Linked DNA regions of Homo sapiens: all the other regions are linked to region 3. A link is a contact called in ENCODE Hi-C or POLR2A ChIA-PET data. All regions are on one chromosome and are shown on one strand. Each heading gives the region's core, a stretch centred on a gene start or an enhancer-like site at or near the end of the contact. The rest is flanking DNA. Distances are from core to core; before and after follow the strand shown.

What was found. A loop is a pair of places that touch in the nucleus more often than their neighbours do. ChIA-PET counts read pairs that join two places held with the same protein, here RNA polymerase II (POLR2A). Pooled maps may share reads with other maps.
Region 1: POLR2A ChIA-PET joins it to region 3 with 14 read pairs in AG04450. The contact joins two enhancer-like sites. POLR2A ChIA-PET finds 5 or more read pairs at or near these places in 2 of 52 experiments (AG04450 and Panc1).
Region 2: a loop to region 3 is called in a pooled map, with 2.7 times the contacts of the local background. The contact joins two enhancer-like sites. A Hi-C loop is called at or near these places in 5 of 37 single-sample maps with no recorded cell type and 7 of 50 pooled maps. POLR2A ChIA-PET finds 5 or more read pairs at or near these places in 6 of 52 experiments (A549, CD4-positive, alpha-beta T cell, CD8-positive, alpha-beta T cell and 3 more).

What each region holds. Positions count from the first base shown.
Region 1 is chr17:73,067,176-73,069,875 of GRCh38, reverse strand. The region is part of intron 3 of SLC39A11 (solute carrier family 39 member 11); the gene reads left to right. It also overlaps the pseudogene ATG12P1. Among named protein-coding and RNA genes, the nearest start is that of SLC39A11, 24 kb to the left of the region's middle. RefSeq lists an enhancer at 1,212-1,506. Within about 2 kb of position 1,400, at least 4 of the 41 ENCODE cell types and tissues checked have a DNase peak (open chromatin) inside an H3K27ac peak, as active enhancers do.
Region 2 is chr17:73,210,673-73,213,372 of GRCh38, reverse strand. It overlaps VCF1 (VCP nuclear cofactor family member 1), which reads left to right. Exons shown (of 4, transcript NM_001098832.2): 3 at 633-695. Among named protein-coding and RNA genes, the nearest start is that of COG1, 19 kb to the right of the region's middle. Within about 2 kb of position 1,417, at least 3 of the 41 ENCODE cell types and tissues checked have a DNase peak (open chromatin) inside an H3K27ac peak, as active enhancers do; they include CD4-positive, alpha-beta T cell and CD8-positive, alpha-beta T cell, where a contact is called at or near this core.
Region 3 is chr17:72,725,732-72,728,431 of GRCh38, reverse strand. All of the region lies in intron 7 of SLC39A11 (solute carrier family 39 member 11), which reads left to right. Among named protein-coding and RNA genes, the nearest start is that of LINC00511, 87 kb to the right of the region's middle. RefSeq lists an enhancer at 448-742. Within about 2 kb of position 1,356, at least 8 of the 41 ENCODE cell types and tissues checked have a DNase peak (open chromatin) inside an H3K27ac peak, as active enhancers do; they include CD4-positive, alpha-beta T cell and CD8-positive, alpha-beta T cell, where a contact is called at or near this core.

The DNA.
Region 1 (2,700 bases), core at 151-2,650, 340 kb before region 3:
AAACTTATCTGATCTAAATGTCTTCTGCTGCAATTTAAATAATAGGGAGTAGCTGACATCATTTTTCTTATGCATCTTAGTACCAACCACATGAAAAAGCACTTACTGAGTATCAATTCTTTTGAAAGATACCCTGAGTGCAAAGGATCAAAGTTAATATTGGTTAAGTTTTGTCCTTTAGCCCTTGCATGTCAAGACCAAATCCATACACAGATTATTAACACAAGTGCTTTGTGGAGAGGCTGCGGTTGGATTGCATATTATTGCTTTTTAGCAGTGGCTTGCTCATAAAAGGGGAGAAGAGCCAGTAATCAAAGCTTTGTCAAGGGCCTGTGTAATTTTAGAGTTGGCCCAAACGTGTTCTGTTTGCAGAATAACCATTTGTTTCTTTCTTTGGAGAACAGCTGCTCAGAATGTGGGAGCAGGGAGAGAATTGTCTTCAGGCCAAGCCCTCAACCATTTAGTGAGCACTTACTATGTGTAAGGCATTGTGGGAGAGCAGGCAAAGAAGCAAGATATAATCCCTCCCTGCAAGGAGCTCAAGGTCGGCTGGGGAGAGAAGTCACATTTGCCTGTCATTATGAGGCGGGTCAGCATGTGGTTGTTAAGAACGTAATGAACAAAAGGTGCTGGAAACTCAGTGACAGGGAGGTTACTTCTAGTTGGGGAATTAGGACTTCTTCATGGATGAGCTTGGGTGGGAGGGATAGGTTGAGTTTTGACAAGTAAGGATGGGAGTGGGGAAGACGGGGTAGGGGAAGGAAATGCGTTACAGGCAGAGGGAACAGAAAATTGGAAGCATAAGAGTGGAAAATACAGGGCTGTTGGCAACATAGTTATTCGTTTGGTTGGGAGGTGATGCCAGAGAGGTAGGTTGAGGCCCGTACGTGATCAACCTATAGTTCCTTAGAAAGGAGTTGTGCTCTGTTCTCTAGGTTGATGGGGAAGTTTCTGGAGACGTTTTTGAGAAGGGGACAGGATCAGAGCTGTGCTTTTAAGAAATACATTCTGTTGGTAGCAGATGGACTGGCCATGCGTGTGCACAGGGGGAGGCTGGCAGTTGAGAAACAGGATGGAGGTTCTTGCACTTAGGTGAAAGGTAATAATGAGGTTTTGACTTTGGACAGAGGCATAGGAGATAGGAAGTGTGAGAGACAGTCCTGCTGGAGAGTCTAGAGGACTTGGCAGTCCTTTGATTGTGAAAGTAGTCAAGCAAAGCTGTTCAAGCTTACAACAGGAACTGTGTGTCTGGGGCCAACTGCCCTGGGGCTGTTAAAGGGTTTGGCATCACCGTTCTGCCTTATGGACTGAGGGGGACTCTACCGGAAATGAGGAGGCCAGGGGTCTCTTAGGCTTACTTACATCAGGTCTGTCTTGTTTGAGTGAGTTTGTACTTTGGAATCTGCATGTGTTGGGGTGGTCTCCATGGCAACCAGACACCTACAGCTAGTTGTACTGGTGGTGATGTTTCCTGCTTCTCTGCTTTTGGTGATCCATATCTATGAGGATTAGATTTGACTGAGAATAATTGAGACCTGAAACATAGTGGCTAAAACAAGAAAGACCCCGGAGTCTCTCCAAGCAAGATGGTGGAGGAGCCGCAGTCCATGTTGCAGCTTCCTCCCTCAAGTGCTACTGGAGGGGAAGGACTTACGGAGGTCTCCCCAGAAACAACCACTCTGGAGCCCCCGTCTTCCACTGCAGTTTCTCCGGGAACAGAGGAACCTGCTGGCGACACCAAGAAAAAAATTGACATTTTGCTAAAGGCTGTGGGAGATACTCCTATTATGAAAACAAAGAAGTGGGCAGTAGAGCGAACATGAACCATCCAAGGACTCATTGACTTCATCAAAAAGTTTCTTAAACTTGTGGCCTCAGAACAGTTGTTTATTTATGTGAATCAGTCCTTTGCTCCTTCCCCAGACCAAGAAGTTGGAACTCTCTCTGAGTGTTTTGGCAGTGATGGTAAACTGGTTTTACATTACTGCAAGTCTCAGGCATGGGGATGAACCACAAAGAAAATCAACTTGCTACATTAAATGGATTTTCACAGAAGAGACAGCTCTGAAAAGTTGTGATGCTTGTGGCAAGAGACTTAACAGATGTGATCTATTCAGTACGTGTCTACTCTATGTTTATGCATAAGAAAACATCCATAGCATGAATGGACTCAAAAAAATGTGATTTGTATTAATACGCCAGTCATCATAAAAGATGGTCATTATAGTACCCCCATTGCTCCTGCTTGTTACTATTATTGCTGCAGATCTGCTTCCAAGGTTGAAAAGGAGACTAAGACTGTATAAGCGTCTTCATTGCCAGTTCTCAAAAAAAAGAAAAAACAAAAAACAAGAAAGACCCCTCTTCTGTAGAAGAAATCTAGAGACCATGGCTGGGAAAATAGGTTCATGGAGTCAGCAGGGATCTAGACTCCTTTTTGGCTCACTGCTTTGCCCAAGAGGGCAGCCTTTGTCTTTCTGACCCAAGGTAGTTGCTGGAGCTCAAGTCATCACATCTGCCTTCCATGCTACAAAGTGGCAGGAGGGAGGTAGATTCCCTGAAAGTCCTGCACAGCAGGTCCACTTACATTTCATTGGCCACAACTTATTCATATGACCTAAGGTAGCTGCAAGGAATGCTGCGACACATGTTCTTTTAGCTATGCAGCAGCTTGCCCAGCTAAATGTTGATATTCTATTA
Region 2 (2,700 bases), core at 168-2,667, 480 kb before region 3:
ATAGAATTTCATCATATATGTATATTAATGGATGTAATATAATTAAACCAATTCTCTATTAGACATTTAGGTTGTTTCCAATTTTTAGCCATTATAAACAAGGCCCAGTAAACACTTTTTTTTTTTTCTTTTGAGACAGTCTTGCTTTGTTGCCAGGCTGGAGTGCAGTGGCGTGATCTCAGCTCACTGCAACCTCCGCCTCCTGGGTTCAAGTGATTCTCCTGCCTCAGCCTCCCAAGCAGCTGGGACTACAGGCACACACCACCACGCCCAGCTAATTTTTGTATTTTTAGTAGAGACGGGGTTTCACCATGTTGGCCAGGAAGGTCTCGATCTCTTGACCTCATGATCTGCCCATCTCAGCCTCCCAAAATGCTGGCATTACAGGCGTGAACCACCGCGCCCAGCCAAGATTTTTTAAATGAACTGGAAATTGCAAATCTACCTAACCCTAAAAAAAATAAAAAATAAAAAAAAATTATGTACAGAAATCTTCCCTAATCTGTTTAAAGAACTTTTGCCTTTTCTTAGAGTAGCATCACCCTTGTGCTATTATAGTACGAAATAGATATAATTTGAGATGAAAACTTGACTTACTAGAAACTGATTGTAGTTCTTGCCTTGATTTTCAGACAGTACCTGTAATGAGAAACAGTAAAGAAAACAGACTAAGAGGAAACAAAGCGTTCTGCGCGGTGGGTTTCTAATTGAGTGTAGTGACCTGTTTGTTAAATATTCATGATTCGCAAGGTGCAAGTGGCCATTCTACATTGTTATACTAGGTTAGGAGACGCCTTTGTAGAATACAATTTTTGTTTTTGACTTTGACTTCTTAAGCCTCTAAGTAAATACAGTTGCAGCTGGCTGCAAATCCTGCTATCTGACTTCATCAGCCCGGCCCATTATCATCCTTTCATGAGGTTTTTATTTTTTTATTTTTTTATTCTAGAAAGAGGGGTTGTCCCCTGCTACCTGTAGGTATTGGGGTATGTGACCATAGCTCCAATGGCCTCGGCACCATCACAAGTCTTGGTTTGAGTCTTGTTAATGATGGCAGCTTTGTGAACATTGCTTGTTTTCATTGTTTCAGATAAGTTATCTATATGCATATTATTGGATGTAATTTTTGGTCAAAAAAGGGATAGAACTAGGATTTTAAGAATCACTTTAAAATATATATCTGTAAACAGCATTTTGTTTAATTTATACATTTTTATAATAAAAATACATAATAACCACATTGCAAAAAAGTTGAAGTGTAGAAAAAGTCAAGCAGCTATAATCTTTCCATCCTAATATAACTACTGTGATTTCGTTCTTTCTTTCCAGTCTTTATTTTTTTTGAGACAGTCTCATTCCGATTGCGTAGGCTGGAGTGCGGTGGTGCAATCTTGGCTCACTGCCACCTCGACCTCCGAGGTTCAAGTGATTCCCCCACCTCAGCTTCCTGAGTAGCTGGGACTATAGGCGCGAGCCACCACGCCCAGATAATTTTTTTGTTTTGTTTTGTTTTTGAGATGGAGTCTTACTCTGTCACTAGGCTGGAGGGCAGTGGCGTGATCTCGGCTCACTGCAACCTTCACCTCCCGGGTTCAAGCGATTCTCTTGCCTCAGCCTCCCTAGTAGCTGGGACCACAGGCACACACCACCATGCCCAGCTAATTTTTGTGTTTTTAGTGGAGATGGGGTTTCACCTTGTTGGCCAGGATGGTCTCGACCTCTTGACCTCGTGATCCACCTGCCTCGGGCTCCCAAAGTGCTGGGATTACAGGCATGAGCCACCGCGCCTGGCCTTTTTTTTTTTTGAGATGAAGTCTTGCTCTTGTTGCCCAGGCTGGGTGCAATGGCGCGATCTCGGCTCACTGCAACCTCCACCCCCCAGGTTCAAGCGATCTCCTGCCTCGGCCTCCCTAGTAGCTGGGATTACAGCCGCCTGCCACCATGCCCGGCTAATTTTTGTATTTTTAATTGATACGGGGTTTCACTATGTTGGCTAGGCTGGTCTCAAAACTCCTGAGGCATGAGCCACTGCACCCGGCCAATTTTTTTGTATTTTTAATGGAGATGGGGGTTTTGCCATGTTGGCCAGGCTGGGGTTTTGCCATGTTGGCCAGGTCTCGAACTCCTGCACTCAAGCAGTCCACCTGCCTCAGCCAACCAAAGTGCTGGGATTACAAGTGTGAGGCACTGCACCTGGCCTCCAGTCTTTTTTTTCTTATGTGTAGACTTTACCTAGTTGTAAGCAGACATTTCAGAACCAATGTCTTTGCCTAAGGGAACATAAATGTGGATGTATTAAACGGCTAAGTTTTAAAAAACAATTATATGCTAGATATTAATTACTAGAATTCTTTCTCATGTGCTGAATACAATATTGTATTGCACTGTAAACACAGAAAGGTACTGCCAATTCAGTTATCAGGGTTGTCATTTATTAGAAATGCAATAGTAAAATTGTAAAATAAGGCTGGGCATGGTGGCTCATGCCTGTAATCTTTCCTGCCTGGCACTTTCAGAGGCCAAGGCAGGAGGATTGCTTGAGCTCAGGAGTTGGAGACCAGCCTGAGCAACATAGCGAGATCTTGTCTCTACTAAAAAAAAAAAAAAAAAAAAAATAACGAGGCATGGTGGCGTACGCTTGTAGTACCAGCTGCTTAGGAAGCTGAGGTGGAACAATTGCTTGAGCCCAGGAGATTGAGG
Region 3 (2,700 bases), core at 107-2,606:
CTCACTCTGTCACTCAGGCTGTAGTGCAGTGGTGCAATCATGGCTCACTGCACCCTCGACCCCCTGGGCTCAAGCGATCCTCCCACCTCAGCATCCCTCCCAAGCAGCTGGGGCTACAGGCACATACCACCACACCCAGCTAATTGTTGTATTTTTTGTAGAGATTGAGTTTGCCCAGGCTGGCCTCCAACTCCTAAGCTCAAGTGATCTGCCTGCCTCAGCCTCCCAAAGTGCTGGGATTACAGGCGTGAGCCACCACACCTGGCTATCTGACCCTTTTCAGAAAGCGTTAGACCCCTCCTTTAGTGGACACAATCCCTGTTTTTAGCCCATATTCATCATTAAATACTCTGAGGCCAACTGTCTTTTTTATGACCTCTTGCTTGTGCCCTGTCTGTTGAAGCAGGAGGCTTCATATAAACGTCGCCTGTGGCATTATAGCCACCCACAAGAAAAGGAACTATTCCAAGAAGGCACTGTCTTCAGTTCCCACTTCAGGGGTTTCTGACCTGGGAAGAAGACAGGCAGGCACCTCGCCTATCATGTGTGTGTGGCTGCTGCCATCTGGTGTACAGATGCCGTTACTTCCTCACCTTCCTGGAGCCCTCCCCAGCTCCTTCCCATCTGTCCACCTCCCTACCTGGCCAGGTCAGCTTGCACCAAGGTGTTCATTCAGAGGTCATTGTCTCCTGAATTAGGAAGACTCTCAGCCAGCAGAGGGAGGCCTGTAGTTCAAGGGAAACACAGCTTGCTTCTTTCTTTTTTTTTTTTTTTTTTTTTGAGACGGAGTCTCACTCTTTCACCCAGGCTGGAGTGCAGTGGCACGATCTCAGCTCACTGCAACCTCCACCTCCTGAGCTCACACCATTCTCCTGCCTCTGCCTCCCGAGTAGCTGGGAGTACAGGCACCCGCCACCACGCCTGGCTGATTTTTTGTGTTTTTAGTAGAGATGGGTTTCACCGTGTTAGCCAGGATGGTCTCCATCTCCTGACCTCGTGATCCACCCGCCTCGGCCTCCCAAAGTGCTGGGATTACAGGCGTGAGCCACTGTGCCTGGCCCCAGCTTGCTTCTTTCTGTTCTGGTCCCATAGCAGTTTCTTTCTGTTTCAATCACAGAGGAATTCTTCAGACCGTATGTGCTTGGGGAATTGCATGCTTAAGCGGTTTTCCTTTCTGCTGTATCGTCACTTCAAAGAACATGTTCTCTGGAGAGGAGACATGCCCTCAGCTCCCACTTCACTCAGTGGCAGGCATCATTCAAACCAGCAGGGAGAGTAAGACTGTTTATGCTTAAACACTCAGCTTCACATACCACTTCCTGTTTTAAGCTTTGACTAAGCACGCGTCAAGAGACGTTTGTAGTCTGTGGACCTGCCTTGACCTACAGGTGCAGCGGCCATCCCAGAGCAGGCTGTGCACAGCAGAGGAGGCTGGCTGCGAACTTTAGTGTGCCATGGATAGTCCACAAAACACATCCCCAAGATATGACCGGACCAGCTACTGCTAATCAACACCCAGACACTTGGTAAAGGAGGCATGGTTGATTAGTCTACATTTGGATGTAGTATAGCCCATTAAATTACACATGGAGGCATCAAAACCAATTTTAAGATATATGTTTGCCTCTCTGATCAAAGAGGAAAGATCGTAAGTCAGATAAATCCTTTCCCCTGGCTTATACATATATATGTTGATATATTAACAATTATTTAAGACAGCAGCCATTAGTTAACAAAGCAACCCTTTATTTAGAAAGAAAAGTGGCATATTTTGACATATTTTCCTGGTCATTCATCAACATTAGCTAGTAGATGAGCATGTCTGTATGTGTAAGATACGTTACATGTGTGTCTACCTGTCCAAGCAGCCCCTCTACTTTTGCTCCAGTAGATTGTGTGTGTGTGTGTTTGTGTGTGTGTGTAGACAGGATCTTGTTCTGTTGCTCAGGCCGCAGTGCAGTGGCACAATCATAGCTTGCTGCAGCCTTGACCTCCTGGGCTCAAATAATCCTCCCTCCTCAGCCTCCCAAGTAGCTGGGACTCCAGGTGTGCATCCTGTAGATTATTGAAAGCATGCTTGCAGGTTACCTGTAGAGAAGTTACAAAGGAGACTTCATTGTTGTGGCGGGGAGGAGTCTCGGAGAACTCACATGGAAACATTTTAATTATAGTTCACTCTAACATCTTTGAACAAGCAAGCTGTCTTCACTGGCTCCCTCCAAGCCTCCATGCAGCTGCTCTTGCAATGCCTAGACCTGCCCCAGGCAGCACTCAGTCTCCCAGACTCGTGGAGCATCCTAGGGAGACCCTTACTTCCTCAAAGTTGCTGATCTTAACCTCCTCCCTGCCTAGCAACTTGGGTCTCAGCATTCCCAGCCTGGTCTCCCTGGAGAGTGGCTTTTAGCCTGAGAATTGGAGACCCAGCCTGAGGACACTAAGGTACTTGTGGAGAAAATACTTTGACATCTTGATCCCACTGTCCCCACCCTTTCACAGCAGAAAAATGCCCCTCCCACCCTTGAGTCACTTCGGCACAATCCTGTTCTATTCTTTATCTGCAATCGCACATTGTGCTCTCAATTTTATTTTATGCAGGCAAGCTCTTCTCTTGAACCTATCACACTACCCTGTCTGGAATTCTAGAGTGATCTATTGGCAGCTCCTTCTCTTCAGTTTTCCTGGCTCATCCTGCCACACTAC